2 separate regions of the Homo sapiens genome follow, and region 2 is linked to region 1. Evidence: chromatin loops called from intact Hi-C (ENCODE). Cell type or tissue: dorsolateral prefrontal cortex. All regions are shown on one strand. Links, peaks and the distances in the headings refer to the core of each region. The heading gives the core; the rest is flanking DNA.

What was found. Peaks named below come from ENCODE experiments on the same cell type or tissue, not always from the same donor. Only the 100,000 strongest peaks of a DNase experiment are listed, where the experiment ranks them.
Region 2: it touches region 1 in a loop (11-fold over the local background); 10 of 110 quality-filtered maps call a loop at or near these places.

Annotation. Positions count from the first base shown.
Region 1 is chr3:149,965,959-149,972,458 of GRCh38, forward strand. PFN2 (profilin 2) reads right to left here and starts at 4,937. Exons shown (of 3, transcript NM_053024.4): 1 at 4,767-4,937; 2 at 2,400-2,592; 3 at 1-628. The coding sequence starts at 4,898. The coding sequence ends at 531. It overlaps LOC646903 (a long non-coding RNA gene), which reads left to right and starts at 5,321. Exons shown (of 1, transcript NR_036538.1): 1 at 5,321-6,500. RefSeq lists silencers at 4,133-4,392, 4,413-4,462, 4,473-4,712, 4,923-5,002, 5,233-5,292 and enhancers at 5,138-5,669, 5,670-6,200. In dorsolateral prefrontal cortex, for the core only: CTCF peaks have their summits at 1,326 (motif pointing right) and 1,525; no DNase peak of the experiment used is centred there; H3K4me3 peaks cover 2,254 bases.
Region 2 is chr3:149,762,603-149,769,645 of GRCh38, forward strand. It overlaps ANKUB1 (ankyrin repeat and ubiquitin domain containing 1), which reads right to left. Exons shown (of 6, transcript NM_001144960.3): 5 at 4,555-5,493. Among named protein-coding and RNA genes, the nearest start is that of COMMD2, 14 kb to the left of the region's middle. In dorsolateral prefrontal cortex, for the core only: CTCF peaks have their summits at 3,348 (motif pointing right) and 3,549; no DNase peak of the experiment used is centred there; H3K27ac peaks cover 1,670 bases.

The DNA of each region.
Region 1 (6,500 bases), core at 1-2,500:
CAAATCATTATTGTGCTGCAATTATGTTGCCAGATAAGGGTTGGTTACATACAGTGGTTAACATACAAATGATCCATTGGGCAAACAGGAATCATGACATTAGAAAATAGGTAAAGAAAAATTAGCTACCATCTACAGTTTGGTAGCATTGTGACCATAATTAGGGTTGTTGATGAAGACAGTTGCTAGGTAGATGGGGAGAGGCTGCTTACACATCAGACCTCCTCAGGTATAAAGCGAGTTCATATGCTTTCTTGTTAAGTGTGCCTCCGTGGACACCTTCCTTTCCCATGACTATAACCAATGCTGGAGTACACAAGGAAACAAAACAAAAGTGAACAGAATTATTTTGGGGGGGGAGGGCAGAAAGAAAGACACCTTTCCCCACCAACAGAGGGATACAAAGGAGACACAGGTTCATACCCCATCACCCTGCATTGCTAATAAAATTTCCAGAATTAAGACTTAAGCTTATAGCTAGGAAAGTTTAAGAGCAATTTTCCCCTAATACTTAACAGTCTGCCTAGCAGCTAGAACCCAGAGTCTCTCAAGTATTTTGCCATTGAGTATGCCTTCTTATTCAATCCGCCTCCATGGACCCCTTCTTTTCCCATTACAAAGACCAAGACTGAAAGAGAAAGAAGAAAAGTGTTTCAAAAGAAGTGTTAATCAAGAAAGTCACATAAGTTTTAGCAGACAGAACCCGGATTAATAAGTTAACATTAAGTTAGTTTTCCATGAACTGCCAAGCACTGAAGTCAAGTAGGTTTCCAAAAAGAACTTTCAAACTAGTAATATACTAAACAGAAAATAGTAAACTTGACTGCATCTTGGAAGCCAATCAATGCAAGCAAAAGTTCTATACAACTATCTTTACACTAGCTACAGAAAAAAAAAAAAGTGACCATTTGTCTTCTATTTTAGGGCAAAAAAATTCTGGCTGATGTCAAGTACATGTTATTACTTGCCCCCAAAATATAAACTTAATAAACCTGGGGAGTTACTTACTTACAAACTCTCCCCAAATTTTAACATGCTTGATAAGTTTAAACTATTAAGTTTTACCAGTGAGGCTAAATGTATCTATTATTTCCAGAGGAAAATGAAGATCAAATTTTAAGTAGCATACTCAGTATCATTCAGAAAAGGCCAAATTAAATTATTTAAGGTGTTTGCTTACTGATAACTTCACCGTAGTAGCCTTGTTTTTAATTGCGTCTAAAAAAATAGGTTTACGATTTCTAATTGCTCTTCTATGATGCAATTCAAAGGTGTATAACCCAAAATATATGTATATGTCAAATTTTATATTCACTACCACTAGATGTCAGTAGTGCTGTATCGTATAAAATATTCTGGTTTTTTGTCTTGTGTTTGACGCTTCTTTTCAGCGTATAGTGCAGCTAAGGTTTAAAGAGATTTGTCACTATTTCAAAGTCATCTAATTTTCTTATAAATCCTTATAAACATCAACTCACACCAGAATACGAGTAACTTTTAGGATAATCACAGGGAGCTGGTAGAGCCATAGCATTAATTATAACTCACAGCAGCTTCAACTCCCCTCACATGGTAGAGCTGTTATTAAAATTAGATGTGCCAAGTCAGCTATGTGAGGCTACAGAAGCACTCTCTATTTACAAAATATTCGTATGCGTTAACACATTAAAATGTATTTGTAAATCAATTAGATGTCATAATAAAACTCAATTTCAAAAGTTTATTTTGAAAAAGTAGGGAGACTTCTTTAGTGCAATTAAGAGTTTCTATAATGCTGACAACAGTCTGGAGACACCTGAATTTCTGGACCAAGTATACAAACTAAATGTAATTTCCTACTTTTCAAATCTAAGTCTCAGACACAATCTTTGAAAATATTTCAGTGAATGGACAACTTACTCCAAAATCCTCATCTAATTATCTTTTCCCCAGCAAAGTTCCTAACTGAAAAATGAACGGATGTTAATTTTTCCTTCTTTATGCTGAGTAGTGAAATGGTTAGAATACAAGCAAGAAAAAAAAGAAAAGAGATCCAAAGGTCAAACACACACCAAAAGGGACTAAAATAACCAAGTGATTCGAACAATTTAACAATCTGAAACACCACAGGATTATGATTTGACATGTCAAGCAGTTTAAGAGACTTTTAAGTTTAATAAAGCTGAAAGTGAGTTCATACGAATATTCTATCGTAGAAACAAAATCAGGATCTAAGAGGCCAGGTCATAGATGCTGTAGAGTAGGTAAAACTAAAGCAGTGCTTCTCCATAGTGCTGGGCAGTTCACAAAAACCACCTTAATAGCCATTATGGACTAACTTTTATTCAAAATGTTAAAAGAAACTGCTTAATAAGTTGTAATGTGGCATGCAACTTTAACCAAAAGAATGCCTTACTCACCTCTACCAGCTCTGCCGACAGCCACATTGTATGTTGGCTCCCCACCTTGACTCTTTGTCCGGATGTCCATTGTGCAGTCACCATCGACGTATAGACTATCTCTGATCACTGAGCATTTCTTCGCGCCAAGAGTCAAACCGTTGGTAAAGAAACCTTCCCGGTCTTTTCCTACAATCATATCTATTTCTATTGGCTGCCCCCCACCAAAAAGAAAAAAAAAAAACACACACACATTAAGTTGTAGTTAACTCCTTTTAGGGCTTGATGTAACAGGAAGGGCTGTAGCTAGGCTTATGCTACCACTGCCAGATAGCCACATTTCACTAATGTAAAACCAAGATTCAGTCTTTTCTAAATAATTATTTAATCCTATATAATCACATATTTTACATGAGTTGATTTGACTTCAGTTAATGATGTCGTCTCTTAACCAAGACCAGTCTATACAAAGAAACTGTAAAGAGTTGACAGTTGACACTAGACAAAGTGCAAACTTAAAGAGTTATTTATAAACTGTATTAAGTCAGCTGGTGCCTGAAAGTGTTCACGTAATGGTAAAAATTCAGCTATCAACTCTGAACAAAGCTGGTCTATCATATTCAGTCCCATTACAGTAAATCATGTTTCATCAAATTTAAAGTTGCTTCAAAGTCTCCCAAAATAAAGCCTGTTCTTTGATGTGTTCACTTCTCTGCTTAGAGTAACTAGAAATATACGTGATGAGATGGACTTCAACCCCTGGACATCAGTGCTTTTCCAAATTCATATTTCCCTCCTATTTTTCTAGCCACGACTCCCGTTTCTTTCCAACTTCCCTTCCCCTCCCATCTCAGTAATCAGTTTTCTTTCTGGGCAAACGCAAAGTGGATTCTGTCTACAGCACTGCGGTAGGCAATAGTAAAACAGAAAAAATGGAGGGAGATTGGGAAAGAAACTGAGGTAGCCACCAGAACCGGAAAGGAGAAAACGTGCATTCTAACATTCCATGAATAAGAAGGAAGGCGTCGCCCCCATCAGAACTGCAGAGTCATAGCAGGCCCCAGCCATTTCCAAGCACACTCCCGCAATCTTCCTAGTCAGACAGCGGGAACTCACACACAAAGACAAGAGGACTGCAGGAAAAAAGTTGATGACCAGATGCCAATTCCCTACAAGAATTGTAGTCCACTGCGGGTATACGAGACCTTAAAGTACTACTATCAAGGACTGAGTTCTAAAGTTAGACTTTAAACCATGTTAAGTGGTAAAAGAATAATTAGCACCCTTAATAGGGGACCTGAATTTTGGTGCTTAATGGAAAGGGAGCGTGGTGCTAAGAAATAAAGAGAATGGTCTCGTATTTAGTACAATTATCATAATTTTAGAAACAGCCTTGGGCAGAAACAGGCAAAACAATAAGCTGGAGGTTTTGTGGCAAATATTCTCCAAACATATTGCAACCAACTCAAAACCATCAAGTCTCAAGAAAATCAGGCAATGTGAAGCATAAAACTGCATTAGTTCCTTTACTGCCACCACTAAAGAGGGAGGGACTTAGAGAAGTGAAGTGTGCTCCTGGTCTTCGCAGATAATTGAAAGCCCCCGAAAAGCACCCCTTTTTTGAGCTATGTTGCATAACTGGGGATAACCGTATATCGATGAATCTCCATATGAGAAGAGAAATCAATGGCAGTTCGCCATCTTGGAGAATTTAAAAAAAAAAAAAAAACAACCTATAGAGCTAGAGCTGAAGTCGAGATTCACGAATCCACCTACGCGGTCGGCGTACATCTCTCGCAAGCCCCAGAGGCCTGGACATCGGTAAACCTACGCAAAGTCGCTTCGAGAATCCCGGGGGCCGGGCCGGGGCCGCCGCCTCCCACAGCCGGAGGCGCGGGAGGCGCGCTGTCCGCGGAGCAAGAGCCGGCCAGAGAGCCTAGGGACCTCCACCCGGGGCCCGCGCGCCCCAGCCCGGATCCCCGACCCCCGCTTCCACCCCAGAACGTGCATAGCAAACCTCAGGGCTTCAAGAGAACCTAGGGGAACCGCACTAGGAGGAAAAAAGGAACCCCTCCCCTTGCCCTGGCCGGTGCGTGCCCCCTCCCCCAACCCGGGCACCTGGACCGACGCTGGGAACGCCGGGGGCGCCCGGCCAGGGCCAGCAAGGAGTCCGGCCGCCGCCCCCAGCCTGTCAGCGCAGCCCCGGGTGAGGGGGCGTCCCCGGGCCTCGGCCTCCCCGCCCGCCCGGCAGCCGCATCCTCGGCGCCCGCTGCCTAGCACACCTGCGGGCTCGGCCCTCAGTGTTCCAGCCCCGCGCTGCGGTGCCCCCGCGGCCGGCCACCCCGCTCCGGTGCAGGGACCAGGGTACCGGCCGCCACTGGTCCTCACCGTAATGCTCTGAAAGACGCCCCCGGCCGTGGCTGCCCAGACGTATTTGGCGTCGCAGTAGCCGACAATGGCGGCCTCCTGGCAGCAGCCATCGCACATCAGGTTATCCACGTAGCTCTGCCAACCGGCCATCTTCGAGCCCTTCGCACTGCAGCGCGGACGGCGAGGAGCAGCAGGCGCAGCGGCGGCGGCGGCGGTAGCGGGCGGCGGCGGCGCGGGGGGAGGCGGGGCGGGGGCGGGGAGGAGGCGGCTCTGCGCAGGCACCGACCGCCCCCCTCCCCGAGGAGCTGCGGCGGGAGGACGCGGGTTCAGCGATGAGGGACGAACCTCAGAGCGCGCTCGGCCGCCCGGCCGCCCGCAGCCGCGGGGCTGACAAACCAGCGGCGGGAGGCTGCGAAGCGGCTGTGCCTGTGGCGGCTGCTCCTTACCGCAGCGCCCTCCGTTTTCCGCGGACACGGCTGGGCGTGCGCGCGCGCGTGCGTGCGATCCTTCCGCGGCGCCCGGGCACGGAGGGTCCCGGGAAGGGCGGGGGGAGACTGAGGCGGGGGCGCGGAGGGATACCGCCCCGGGACAATCACGGCCGCCACGTGCGGGAGGCGCCGGCCGGGAGCGGTGGCGGGCCGAGCTTCGGACCTCGGGCCGGCGGAGAGGGTGGACCCCGCGTCGCTCTCGGCACCCCAGGAACAGCGGCGGCACGGACGCCTTGGAGCCCCGCGGCCGGGCCGCGATGTGCTTTTCTCCTGTGTTCGCTGCCCGGGATGCGGAATCTTGAGCCTCGGTGTCGGGTTACAGAGTTGTCCTGGTGACGGGATGCGGAGCGTTTCCTCCTTTTTGTTGTGGGGGCGGCTGGTGGCAGGGGCAGCTGGTGGCAGGGTTGCCCACGCTAATCTCCGAGTCTCTAAGGGCACCGTCTTTCCTGGATCCCTCTTGCGCCTCGTCCATAAAGGCAGACCCGCGGGCGCGCGCCGGCAACCTGAAATCAGAGCAGGCGTCCGTGGCGCTCAGGAACCTTGCTGAGCTTCGCCGATCTTTCATTGTTGCTTCATTTGGGTACCAAGGGCCTCTCATTCTGTGGATTCTTTGCCTGGAGGAGCCCCCTTAATGTTGCTAATCACGTGTGGTTAAATTGCTCGTAAATTCCGAACAAAACAAATAGCGACCTGTGTTACACTGTTTCTTGGTAACTGGGAAAGTTACTGGTGGCTTGAAGTATACGCAGAAAATACAAAGATTAAAAACTAGGGAAGAGTTCACTGAATGAACACCGTAACATTTCTGCTCTGCAGGGTAAAATAATTTCGGGACCCAGGTCTGGGAAAGATTTGTATTAACAAGGTAAACGGTGGGTAGAGTGCCTGAGAAGCTATTCGTATCGTCTTTGGTAGCCTCTGGGCACTAGGACTAGACATGGAATTAGGGGTCCCCCAACAATGACTTCAATTTTAGGTTAATAGAAACCATCTGCCACTTAAGGGAAAGAAAGCACCAAAATGTAGATAAGTTGATGTTCACCCTTAAAGTTATCGTGTGAGGTCATGATTTGTAGGAGGATTAAGGAATGTATCTCTGGAAAGGGCAAGAACGTTGCTTTTAAAAGTCTAATTGGTTCTGAAGTTTTATATTTTTTCTGCTGATTGCTTTAAAATGTTCAGCTACTAGAGAGAAAAAAAGTACAGTAAAAGAAACCCCCAAGTCAGAGACCTATCAGACTGAGAATATGTATTTTCTCATGTT
Region 2 (7,043 bases), core at 2,404-4,903, 200 kb before region 1:
TACTATAGTCTTTCCACATCTTTCCAACGAGTCTTCCATACATCTCTATCAGATTTGTCTTCAAAAACAAACAAAAACTGATTATGGAACTTACTTCATGAAAAAGAACTTCTATGAGCTTCCCACCTACCTCCTACCCCATGGAAGGGGGAATAAGAAGCAAACTCTTCACTTGGTCACACAAGATGCTTCTTAGTGTAGATGCAGTCTACTTTGCCAGTCTTATCTCCAGCCAGTTCTTCCTTATTGCCTAGGATGACTTTTGCAAATCCACGTACCTTCCTGAAAATTCAATTTCTTGCTTGCTCTTTCACAAAAGTGCCTTTGACCATGTTACTAGCTCTGCCTGGATCCTTTACCTCACCTCTGCCCATGTTGTCTGGCAAAGTCTGGTATTTCTAAAAGGCTTTCACTCAATCTATTAGGAGTAACCCTGTATAAAAGTACCATAGTGTTTCCAACATTTGAACCAGGTCTATGTCTGCCTGATTCAACTTCTTTGTTCTAGATTAACTTCTTGCTTTACCTCAATGGCTGTGTCTTTCTGTGCCCTCTAAACTGAGTTAACCCATCCATGCAGCCCATAAAATTAGGTGTTAAGTCTTAAAGAAATCATTCAGGCACTTTCAGCCTTTCCCTGTATCCCACCAGACTTAGTTTGAAGTCCTCTCCTGTTCTGATGCATATCCTTGCTCTTCCTAGGCTCAGAGCCTATCCTGATTCTCTCCCTGGCATTTGAAACCTGGCTTTTCTGCATTCATTCAAAAACTGTTTACCTTAAGAAAAAGATGCGTATTGAGCACTTACTCTATGGCAAGCACTATTCTATGTGCTGGAGATACAAAAGGTGATTAAAACATACAAGATATGCCTTTTTAAATAAAGAATAAAAACAAAGAGCTGTACTTGTATCCAGAGTACAAGAGCCCAGCAAAGCTCATAACATTTGAGATTATCATCTATTCTCAGTCCACTCAAACTCTCAGCCTTCTGGATCAATCCCTTACATTTGAATCTTTACTTAACTGGACTCCCAGGTCACATAAACCTCTCTGGAATTGGACAATGAGCAATAAGGAAAGCTATTTTCTAGACACACCTTACAGATATTCTTTGACCTGTGTAAAGCCTACTGACGTCTAGGCTGAGGAATGAGACTCTATGTGACCTTCTGGCCTCAGTGACTGTCTACACCAGCCACATTTACTCACCAACCCAAACCCACATTAGCGCTTGATCTGTGTTAACTGCATAATGCCATCTTGGAGTCAACCCTGAGAGGTTTAGTTTTATGAATCTAAAGGTAGGAGTTCCTGAATGACATGTGGTCCAACAAGTACTTTCACATGATGCCAGATGACTTGTCTGCTTTGGGAGACTCCCCTTTCTGTAAAACAGGAACATCTGATGGTCACTTTACCCACCTGATCCCTGGGTCAGCATCATGAAGGATTACATTAGGTTCTTCCCCATTTCCTGGCTATGACACTAGCTTGGTGATGGTGCATGTAGCCATCAAGATAGCGTCCATCCATTCCTCATGTTTGTGTCTTTGTGGTACAAGAGCTGCACTGGTCATTTAGAGGGGTGCTCAGACCACCTGACTGCCTGCCTTGACTGTCTACTTCAGGTAGATGTAAGTGCTTTTGTGACTTCTATGGGGAACTTGAACTCGATCAAGAAGACTGCAGGGTCATGAGATTGTAGATCTCTCCTTCCCTTCCACAGCCCACCAACAAAGGAAGGTGGAACAGATCCTGGGAAAGATTCAGTGGAAAGGGGGCAGAAATGGATGGGAAGTGGAGGGTGTGAATACAGGAAAGAGAAAAATATTGAGAAAAGAGAAATGGAAAGAGGATTTGCTAGGAGTAACACTGCCAGAGTAAATGTGCGGTCAGACTGACCACCACTCCCCCTATGGGTCTCCCTTCTGCATTAATCCCTTCCTTCCTTTCCCTTCCTTCCTTCCCTCCCTCCCTCCCTCCCTCCCTTCCTTCCTCCCTCCCTCCCTCCTCTCCTCCCTTCCTCCCTTCCTCTCTCTTTCTTTCTTTCCTTCCTTCTTTCTTTCTTTTTCTTTCCTTCCTTCCTTCTTTCTTCCTCTCTTTCTCTCTTTCCTTCCTTCCTTATTTTCTTTCCTTCTTTCCTCTCTCTCTTTCCTTCACAGAATAACACTTTAACAAAATGTTTTCTCTAGAAATTTCTTTCTTGACCTTGAAATTGCCACTCATTAATAATTCCAATCCTTATGAAATGTAGCTACAAAAAAAAAAGCACACTGGTAGTCTCTTTTAAAAAGTGTTTTGAAATGTTTACTAAAGCTAAACATAAATTTATCCTATGACCCGGCAATTCTATTCCTTGGTATAGAGTCAAGAGAAGTGAACGCAGATGTCCACCAAAACTCATATGCAAGAACAATCATGCATTTTTATTCAAAGTAGCCCCTAAATTAGAAACAATTTAAATGTCCATCAGTAGGAAAATAGATAAATAAATTAGGATATGGAATACTGCATACAAATGGAATGCTACATAGAAATAAGAACAATCAATACATGCAAAAACACTGATGAATCTTATAGGCAATGTGTTGAACAAAAAAAGCAAAATATCAAAGGTATATGCCATATGTGCCCTTTATATGAAGTTCAAGAACAGGCTAAAGTAATCTTCGGTGATAGAGATGAGAATAATAGTTACATCCGGGAAGGATCATGACTGGCAAGGGGCATGAAGGAAATTTTGGGGGGTGCTGGAAATAGTTTGCATCTGATCTGAGTAGTGCTTGTATGAAAACATAAAAATTCAACAAGCCATATATGTGAGATTAGTGGTCCTTATGGATTTTACTATATATTTCATAACTCATTTCCTCCCCAAGAAAGCACTGTATACAACAACAGACACTGTCAGCTTTTCTTATCTAAAACCACACACACACACATGCACACACACACACACACACACCTTAAAAACAGATGCTTTTTCATGCACATTTCCATTCTGCTGGGCACAGCACTGGGCTATAGTAAACACTTACTGAATGTTTGAAAAATAAACTCATTTTTAGCATGTATCTGTTGATAAAACAAATCAATATTTCCTTTCTTGTTTACAGCCTTATTTTAAGAGGGACTATGTAGTTTTTTCAATTAATAATTTTCCTAGTATATTTCTAGAATTTTTGGTGATCTCTTTTTATACATTCTAGTCAGAGATATCTCACAAATTACAAAGATTGAGACTATTAAGCTATTAAGTGTCTTCCTCTATTGTCAACCTCACTCTGTTGGATATTGAATTTTGAGTTTTACAGCCCAAATTACTCTCACCACAAGGTGGCAACAACCTAACTGAAATAAAGTTGAGCTGAGCTAAAGACCAGTACAGAAAAGCAAGTAGAACAATCTAGCCTTGTTTTTTCTTTACTTCTCATTATATTGAGTAAAGGGAAAAGTCGCTTGTAAATCTATATTTCTAACTGTAAAATTTGCATCAAATAATACCTCATAAGTAATGGATGGGATCTGAGCTCTAATCAGAGAGTTGTGTACCTTAAACATCTAATTCCGATACACTTTCTTATCTCTTTAGATGTGCTAAGGATTACCTTTTAACTCACTGTAAATATTAATGTCAATTCTAGCACCCTGTCCAATACAGATCTCACCCCATATGTGTATCTTGCCTAGTCAGTCAATTCAAGTCTTTAATCATTCAATTTGTCATTAATGTGTTCCTTTCTTTCTTCCCATTTTCATTACCATTTAGTTTTCTATGACACTTTTTATGTCTCCCTCCCATATTTCAGTTTTCTCTCTTTCCCCTCTAATTACAATTAATGTTTTATTAGCTTTAGAAGAAGAAGAGGAAGACAAAGAAGTGGAAGAGGAGGAAAAAGAAGAAGCATTAGCAGGCTAGGCACAGTGGTTCATGCCTGTAATCCCAGCACTTTGGGAGGCCAAGGTGGGAGGATCGCTTGAGCCCAGGAGTTTGAGACCAACCTGGGCAACATGGTGAGTCCTCATCTCTACAGAAAAAAAAAATCAATCAGATATAGTGGCATGTGCCTGTAGTCCCAGCTACTTGGAAGGCTGAGATGGGAGAATTGCTTGAGCCTAGGAATTCAAGAATGCAATGAGCTGTGATAGCACCACTGCACTCCAGCCTGAGCAACAGAACGAGACCCTGTCTCAAACAAAAAGAAAAAAGAAAAGCAGCAGCAGCAGCAGCAGCAGCAGCAGCAGCAGCAGCAGCAGCAGCAGCAGCAGCAGCAGCAAGGGACCTTGAGAATTGATACAATTCTTTCTACTGTGTTTCTTTCCCTCCTGAAAGTTTGAGGAGTAAAGTACTGCACAGATTGGATTGGCCAATAATATTAATTCATTTTGTCCTAGTGATGAGGCTAAGATGAGGTCCTTGAAGCTGGGTATTGATGCACTGGAACAACTTGTATTACTTTCAGTGGCATAGTAGGGCATTATGGACCATTCCTTATCCTGGACCTGCCTTATAAAAGCTTTGCTGTTTGTATGTTTAAGGGGAGAACATTACCTTGCCACAGCTAAGCAGTAGATTGCGTTCTCCCATGGAGTCTTCCCACTGTGCTCTAAGAAAGATGAGAAGGAGGACTTCAGTAAAAAGTCAGCACTGGGTGTTGCATAGAAAAACGATGGATGTGAATATCCCACTCTTGAAACTGGAGGGAGGGGGACTTGGGGAAGATATGTGTTTTTTATGAGCTTTTCTTTTTTCCTAGCTGTGGCAGTAATTTTTTTCTGATTTTGTTGTTGATGTTTTTGTAATTCAGAGAATGAACTTGCATTCACCAGTGGATGAAATTTGAGGGCTTGTTTTCTTGTGTCCGGCTGTGAAATTGCCAAAGGATTGACAGGTTTGCTGCTTGCAGTTTGTTTGCTGAGAGATGGTAGCTTGAGCACGATGCTTTGTGAGTCGCTGTTCCCAGCCTTATGCCAGCTCTTGGAGGTCATTTTTGGTTTGGTGAAACCATCCACCATCACAGTGTCTCCAACTTTTGCCCCAAAGACCCTTGCTCCACAAAACTGGCTTTTATGAAGACTGTGACTCTGAGCTCTGAGGATCCATTGTTTTATTTTAATATAAATCCTCATTGGGACTGAAATTTTTGGAAAAGAAACTGTGGACCACATTTTACTGAGCAAATATAATACACAGTCTTTATGCTTGTGTTTGAACACAATGGTCAGGGGAGTTTGTCCTGCTGCATTTTTGCATTCCAGGCACAGCACACTGTAGTTGACAAAGGCCTTCAGAATCAACAGTTGGCCTGCTTCTGCGGCTGCATGAATGGGGCATTTAGAGACATCTGCATGAAGGGCTTCATGGCACCATGCTCGATAGGGGTGAACACCGACTGCCTCGTGGGGCCGCGCACCCTGCTTCAGGGCCCATTCAGTGAGTTCAATGTACCCACAAAAAGCAGCAATGTACAGGGCTACCCTTTTCTGATACCTAAATGAGTGAAACAAGTGGGGAGGGGGTGTTTAGAAAATCAGCAAACAGACAAATGTAGTTACACTAAATGCTCATGAAATATTCTAGTTGAATGTTTATTTCTTCTTAACTTTTACCTTAAAATATTTTTAGAAAAGGCATATAGTGACATACAGGTTAAACTGCACAAGTCCTGCTTATACACATTATCCTACTATGCACGTGTAAATAGTTTCCTTGAAGTGGTCATCTTTCTTATAAAAATTAAATCCTCGAAAAATATCATGCATGGGGAAATACAAGGAGCTTTTAAGTCTGATCATGTACATTCTCTGAGCTATTAGATTTTATTTAAAGATGAAGTCAAGTATAGATGGTCAAGCACATGAACACTAGAGTTAAATTGTTACAATTCAATACCCAGTTCTGCCCTTGCTATTTGTGTGACATGGGGCAGGTTTTCTTCCTCCATCCCCCCTCCCCAGACAGAGTCTTGCTCTGTTGCTCAGGCTGGAGTGCAGTGATGCAATCTTGGCTCACTGCAACCTCCACCTCCCGAGTTGAAGCAATTATCCTGCCTCAGCCTCCTCAGTAGTTGGGATTACAGGTGCGAGCCACCACACCTGGCTAATTTTTGTATTTTTTGTAGAAACAGGAATTTCGCTACGTTGGCCACGCTGGTGTCGAACTCCTGACCTCAAGTGATCTGCCCACCTTGGCCTCCCAAAGTAATGGGATTACAGGTGTGAACCACTGTGCCCAGCCAACATGGGGCAGGTTTTCTGATCTTAGTTTCCTCATGTGTAAAATAAGATTAAAAAGTGTCCGCCTCATCAAATTGTTACAAGCATAAAATGAGGTAATAAATATAACACAGTGTCTGCCGTAAAGTATTAAATAAATATACACTATTAAAAGTAACAAAGCAACACAGCTATTTCTTTGGATGCAGAACATGGAAAAAGAAATATCACTACCCCACAATAGAAATTAGTATAAAATATTAGAATATTTTATAAAATTGTAAAATCTGCTCTTCTAATCCATCACTTCACAGAGCCTCAGACCTCCTGGTGTGTTGGCTTCTGCAAAACATGATTAAATCACCCATGAGGGGGCACTTTTCTAAAGTACTATTAAACCTACAGATTAGTGCAATTTATGTATTTGAGAAGCTGATGGCTGTATTAACACATTAAAATGACCGCCTGCCTCTCTGAACCAACCCTCCTCCTGCCCCAGCTATACCCGTTACACTTTATGTATAGCAAAAGTGTGAATGCTGGTAATAAATGCAGTTTGAAAAATTACATGTGAGCTTAGGAAGACGTGGCCAATGTTTTCAGCCAATTAACAAGTGTTTTCTTAAAGAATAACTGAATGTGAAATTGGCAAGATACAGACGTCCTTTGACTTATTATAGAGTTACGTCTTGATAAAAACCATCATACGCTGAAAGTATCATAAGTCTAAAATGCATTTAATACACCTAATCTACTGAACATCAAATCTTAGTCTAGCCTACCTTAATTAGCATACAGTTGGGCAAAATCATCTAACACAAAGCC